2 separate regions of the Homo sapiens genome follow, and region 1 is linked to region 2. Evidence: read pairs that join two places in POLR2A ChIA-PET (ENCODE). Cell type or tissue: PC-9. All regions are shown on one strand. Each heading gives the region's core, and the rest is flanking DNA. Links, peaks and the distances in the headings are about the cores only.

Region 1 (2,805 bases), core at 54-2,553, 950 kb after region 2:
GGGAGGAATTGCTTGAGTCCAGAAGTTCAAGAGCAGCCTGGACAACAGTGAGAGACTCTTATCTATACAAAAAAAAAAAAAAAAAAAAATTAGCCAGGCATGCTGGCACACACTTGTATTCCCAGCAGGGCGGGGGGTGGGGGCCCAGGATGAAGCTGAGGTGGGAGGATCACTTGAGCCTAGGAGGTCAAAGCTGCAGTGAGCTATGAACATGCCACTGCACTCCAATCTGAGCAACAGAGCAAGACCCTGTCTCTACAAAATAAATAAACTTTTATCAGTTTCAGCAGCACCAAAAGGCTCTATTTCCCTATGATTACAAGTAAACAGGCTATTTGTAACATTTTCAAAACTATAGTTTTTTTAAACAAATGAGTGATTTAATAGTAGTGACTAACAGATTGAGACACGCTTTTTTTTTTTTTTTTTTCTTGAGACAGAGTCTCGCTGTGTCACCTAGGCTGGAGTTCAATGGCACAGTCTTGGCTCACTGCAACCACCACCTCCCAGGTTCCAGTGATTCTAGTGCCTCAGCCTCCAGAGCAGCTGGGATTACAGACATTCACCACCATGCCCGGCTAATTTTTGTATTTTTAGTAGAGACAGGGTTTCACCATGTTGACCAGCCTGGTCTTAAACTCCTGGCCTCATGTGATCCGCCTGCCTCAGCCTCCCAAAGTGCTGGCATTACAGTTGTGAGCCACCATGACCAGCTGAGACATACTTTTTTTTTTTAAAAAGAATCATTTAAAAGCATCTCTAAAAATCTCTTCTTAGATGAGCTTCACTTCCAATGCAAATATTAATTTTTAAGTTAGAATAGCAAATTCTGGACCTAGATGGCTCTGTCACACACTAGCTGTGTGACTTTGAATAAGTTATTTCACCCCTTTTTGTCCCAAATACCTACCTAATTTGGAGACTCTTGAATTGTTGATTAAATGAGTGAATGTATATAAAGTGTTAAGAGTAATGCCTGGATGTTGTTCCCTGCAAAAAGAAAAAAGAATAGTGCCTAGCCTACAGTGAGTATACCATAAGTGCAAATAATAAAATGCCTAATAGTTGGAGGGTAGAAAATAGGGAAAAAAATTCAGTTTTGAGAAATTTTCAGATTGAATATGCTGAGACAACTATTCATTAGTAACCAAAACCAGGAAACAAGAACACTGAAAACCCATGATACTTGGCTCAATTTTATAACAGAATAAATATACAAGTAGGAAAAAAAAAAGGCAGGAAAGAAACTACCTGGAACAGTTAATACTGAATTGGGCACCAAAGCAAACCAAACACTCCACTTTACTTAGCATCTCAAACGAGAGTAAATAAACCATAAAGTTATTCTATGTTGCCCAACAGAGAAATTGCAAGAAAATGATACAGATGAGAACCACTGAACAAACCAGAAAATAAAAATCCCCAAATACACAGAATCACCTAACAAATTTAGTCTTCTCAGTCTTCTCTATCTCCAAATCAAATCTCAATCTAAGCCTCTATATCCAACTACCAATTTACAAGGAATCAAGAAAATCTAGAATGTGGGAAACTGCAGGACAAATGACCTGGTTTCTTCAACAAAGTACAAGGAAAAAAACTGAGGAGAAATATGCAAATTAAGGCATTTAAAATGGCAGCCAATTGCAGTTTGTGGGACCTAGATCCTGATTCAAATAAATTACAAAGGTCAACAGAAAAGTAGTACCTAAGAAAGAAAAACACCCCTCCGTGTGCAACTCATCTGTGCAGATTTCACTGAATTTCACTGGATTGGTGTGTTAAAGGATGTTCATTAAAGACAACTTCTCTAATAATCATGAAGTTCTTACCGTCAGACATTATTTTAAGAATTATACAAATATTATTTATTACAACAACCCTAGGAGAAGGTACTATTATTGTTCCTATTTAACAGATGAAGAAACAGGCAAACAGTCTCATTTAAATAATTCACTCAAAGTCACAAAGCTGTAAGCAGCAAAGCTGAGATTCGAACCCAAATGGTCTGGCTACAAAGCCAACCACTGATTACCATACTATGCCATTTCTCTGTGTGCTATGGTGGAAACTATGCTTTGGAATCACAGAAAGCGGCCCAAATCTCCATCTCTATGTTACCGAAATTACTTAACTTCTTGGAACCTCTGTATATCTCTTGTAGAAGGGTTAATATCTACTTCTTTAAATAGTAAGGAATAATAAGATTACATAATTGACTCTATTACAGCATCTGAGTTTATGAAGCCCACAATAAATGGTTCCTATTGCCCTTCCTGCCATACATGGTAAGACGAATTAAAAAGTAGAAAAATTTACTAACAGCACAAAAACTGGAAAAGCTCTACTTTCAAATTAACTAAACAGCCCCAAAACCAACTTTTCTATATACTTATAAACTTTAAAGATAGCAATAATTCAGACAATAACTTTTTTATATACCAAACTTTTAAACTTAAGCAGAAACAGAGTTTGCAAGCTCAATTTAAAGTATAGCTAAACTTAACCAAATGAGATTTTTCTGGGGGAAAAAACTTACTCCACACAAATAGACCTACTGCTCAGAAAAGGGTACTAAAACTTTGTTCATTCTGGTGATTCTCTAGGCTGACCTCTGGTTAACAAAAGGCAAAGTGGTTTTTATCTTAGAAAAGGAAGGTGAACTTAATGACTTTGTTAAAATCAACTCCTTTAAGAGTAATTGCTTTTTATGTTATCCTCCAACTATTAAGTATTATCTGTTAAACCGTAAAGTTCTTTGTTTTATGGTCATCTAGATACTCCCAATCCCTAGTTTCTTAACAA
Region 2 (2,805 bases), core at 106-2,605:
CTACTCTGCAGGCTGAAGGAAGAAGATCTCTTGAGCCCAAGAGTTGGAAGCCATCATGGACAACAAAGCAAGACCCCATCACAAAAACAGGCCGGGCACGGTGGCTCACGCCTGTAATCCTGGCAGTTTGGGAGGCTGAGGTGGGCGGATCGCCTGAGGTCAGGAGTTCGAGACCAGCCTGGCCAACAGGGTCAAACTCCGTCTCTACTAAAAAATAAATAAAAAATAAAAAATTAGCCGGGTGTGGTGGCACACACTTGTAATCCCAGCTACTTGGGAGGCTGAGGCAGGAGAATCACTTCAACCCGGGAGGTAGAGGCTGCAGTGAGCCAAGATCACACTACTGCACTCCAGCCTCCTGGGCGACAGAGTGAGACTCATTCTCAAAAAAAAAAAAAAAAAAAAAAAGCAGATCCAGAGGGAAGGGCCACCAACACCCTAGAAGGTTCAAGGGCATAGCCTGAATAGAGGGCCTCACCTCCACTCCCTGATGGCCTATGCACCCTTTCCTCCAGAACACCCTACCTACCTGGTTTTTCTCCGGTTGTTACAGACATTAAAGGGGGTCGTTTGATCCTAATGGGTCCTTTCCTTGCCTGGAACCATTTGCACCAATAGAACAAGGCCAGGTTCCATAAAGCAGAGCAGAAGCTTTATTCATTGATCTAGGAGATAGCAACAGGAGGCAGCCAAATGCCTAGGCAGATAGGGGTGGGTCCCCAGTGAACCCCACCTTCAAACCAAAAACAGCCTGAAGGCTGAAAGACCGACTGCTGGTCCTGGATGAAACCCACAACCCAGAGTGAGAACTTCTGTTTCTGTTTGCCTGCCCTTTCCTGATTGATTCTTTCTGAATAATGCCTTTTAACCAATTGAATGTTGCCTTTTCCAATACTACCTATGGCCTGCCCTTCCCCCATTCTGAGCCCATAGAAGCCCTGGACTCAGCCATATTAGGGGGACTTTCCCACTTTCAGGTAGGGGGACCACCCCCCACAGCCACCGAAAGCTGTTTTATCACTCAGTAAAACCCCACCTTGCTCACTCTTCAATTGCCAGTGCATCCTCATTCTTCTTGGGCTCGTGGGACGAGAACTCGGGAACCAGTGCATAAGCTAGACTCCGCCAACTGGACTGAGCGGGTGGGTCGTCTCCTGCAGCAAGTAAAGGCCATCTCCTGCAGCAGGTAGCCTGGCGAGTGAGACCTGGCAGGGCATTGCTGGCCAGAGGTCCCCAGCTTGCAAAGTGACCAAGAAGAAAACCTTACATCATAGGAATGGAGGAAGGGGAGCTCATGCTCAAAGCACCTTCTCCCAGGGGGAGGGGCCTGGTAAAAAGGGAGTCTCAAGGGAACTTAGGGCAGGTAGGTGGAGACTGGGTTGAGGATTTCTGGAAAAAGGTAGGTTCTTCCAGGAGGGGCTGGAGTGTGCATAGTCTTTTTTTTTTTTTTTTTTTTTTTTTGAGACGGAGTCTCGCTGTGTCACCAGGCTGGAATGCAGTGGCACAATCTCGGCTCACTGCAACCTCAGCCTCCTGAGTAGCTGGGGCTACAGGCATGCACTACCAAACCCAGCTAACTTTTGTATTTTTAGTAGAGATGGGGTTTCACCATCTTAGCCAGGCTGGTCTCGAACTCCTGACCTCATGATCTGCCCGCCTCAGCCTCCCAAAGTGCTGGGATTACAGGCGTGAGCCACCACACCCAGCTTTTTTTTTTTTTTTTTTTTTTAGACAGGGTCTCTGTTGCTCAGGCTGGAGTGCAGGGGTGCAATCTCGACTCACTGCAACCTCTGCTTCCCAGGCTCAAGCAATTCTCATGCCTCAGCCTCCGGAGTAGCTGGGACTACAGATGTGCACCACGACCACATTCAGCTAATATTTTTTTCTTTTTTTGTAGAGATGAGGTCTCACTATGTTGTCCAGGCTGGTCTCCAACTCCTGGGCTCAAGTGATCCTCCTGCCTTGGCCTCCCAAAGTGCTGGGATTGTAGGCATGAGCCACTGTGCCTGGCCTGAGTGTGCATGGTGTTGTTTTTTCTTTTGAAGATTTCTCCTCTTCAATCCAGTCTCATTCAAGTTGGAGTGAGGCAGGGCTCCTGGTCTGGAGTCTCTCTTCTATCTGCTTTTACACCCTGCTGATTTCATCCTGTCTCAGAACTTTAAATATCATTATAGGCCAATGACTCCTACATTTCTATTTCCAGCTAAACATTTCCACCTCATCGTGTCTAAAACTGAACTCCTAATCCCGTGCCACTTTCCCCAATTCAACTCATGGCAACTCATCCTTCCTATAAAACAAAACAAAATAGTGGAGTGCTTTTTAATGTCCGTCTTTAGCACCCATATCTATTATGTCTGTTGGCTCTATCTTCCAAATACATCCAGAATCCAACCATATCTCACTACCTCTATTGTTAATACTCTGGGCTGAGCCACTATCATCTCTCTTCAACGTTATTCTGCTTTTCTCCCTCTTCCTGTTCTCTTTTCTTTTAGTTTCTTTTTTTTTGAGATGAAATGTCACTCTGTCACCCAGGCTGGAGTGCAGTGGTGTGATCTAGGCTCACTGGCACCCACCACCTCCTGGGCTCAAGCAATTCTCCTGCCTCAGCCTCCCGAGTAGCTAGGATTACAGGCTTCTGCCACCACGCCTAGCCAATTTTTGTATTTTTAGTAGAAACAGGAGTTCACCATGTTGGCCAAGCTGGTCTCAAACTCCTGACCTCAAATTATCCACTCACTTCAGCCTCCCAAAGTACTGGGATCACAGGCGTGAACCACTGTGCCCAGTCAATACCTGTTC

What was found. Peaks named below come from ENCODE experiments on the same cell type or tissue, not always from the same donor. Only the 100,000 strongest peaks of a DNase experiment are listed, where the experiment ranks them.
Region 1: POLR2A ChIA-PET joins it to region 2 with 25 read pairs; 5 of 35 experiments call an interaction of 5 or more read pairs at or near these places.

Annotation. Positions count from the first base shown.
Region 1 is chr1:45,679,824-45,682,628 of GRCh38, forward strand. All of the region lies in intron 2 of GPBP1L1 (GC-rich promoter binding protein 1 like 1), which reads right to left. Among named protein-coding and RNA genes, the nearest start is that of GPBP1L1, 5.3 kb to the right of the region's middle. RefSeq lists a silencer at 54-348. In PC-9, for the core only: no CTCF peak of the experiment used is centred there; no DNase peak of the experiment used is centred there.
Region 2 is chr1:44,725,721-44,728,525 of GRCh38, forward strand. No RefSeq gene overlaps it. Among named protein-coding and RNA genes, the nearest start is that of RNU5D-1, 4.0 kb to the right of the region's middle. In PC-9, for the core only: no CTCF peak of the experiment used is centred there; a DNase peak (open chromatin) is centred at 1,351; H3K27ac peaks cover 715 bases.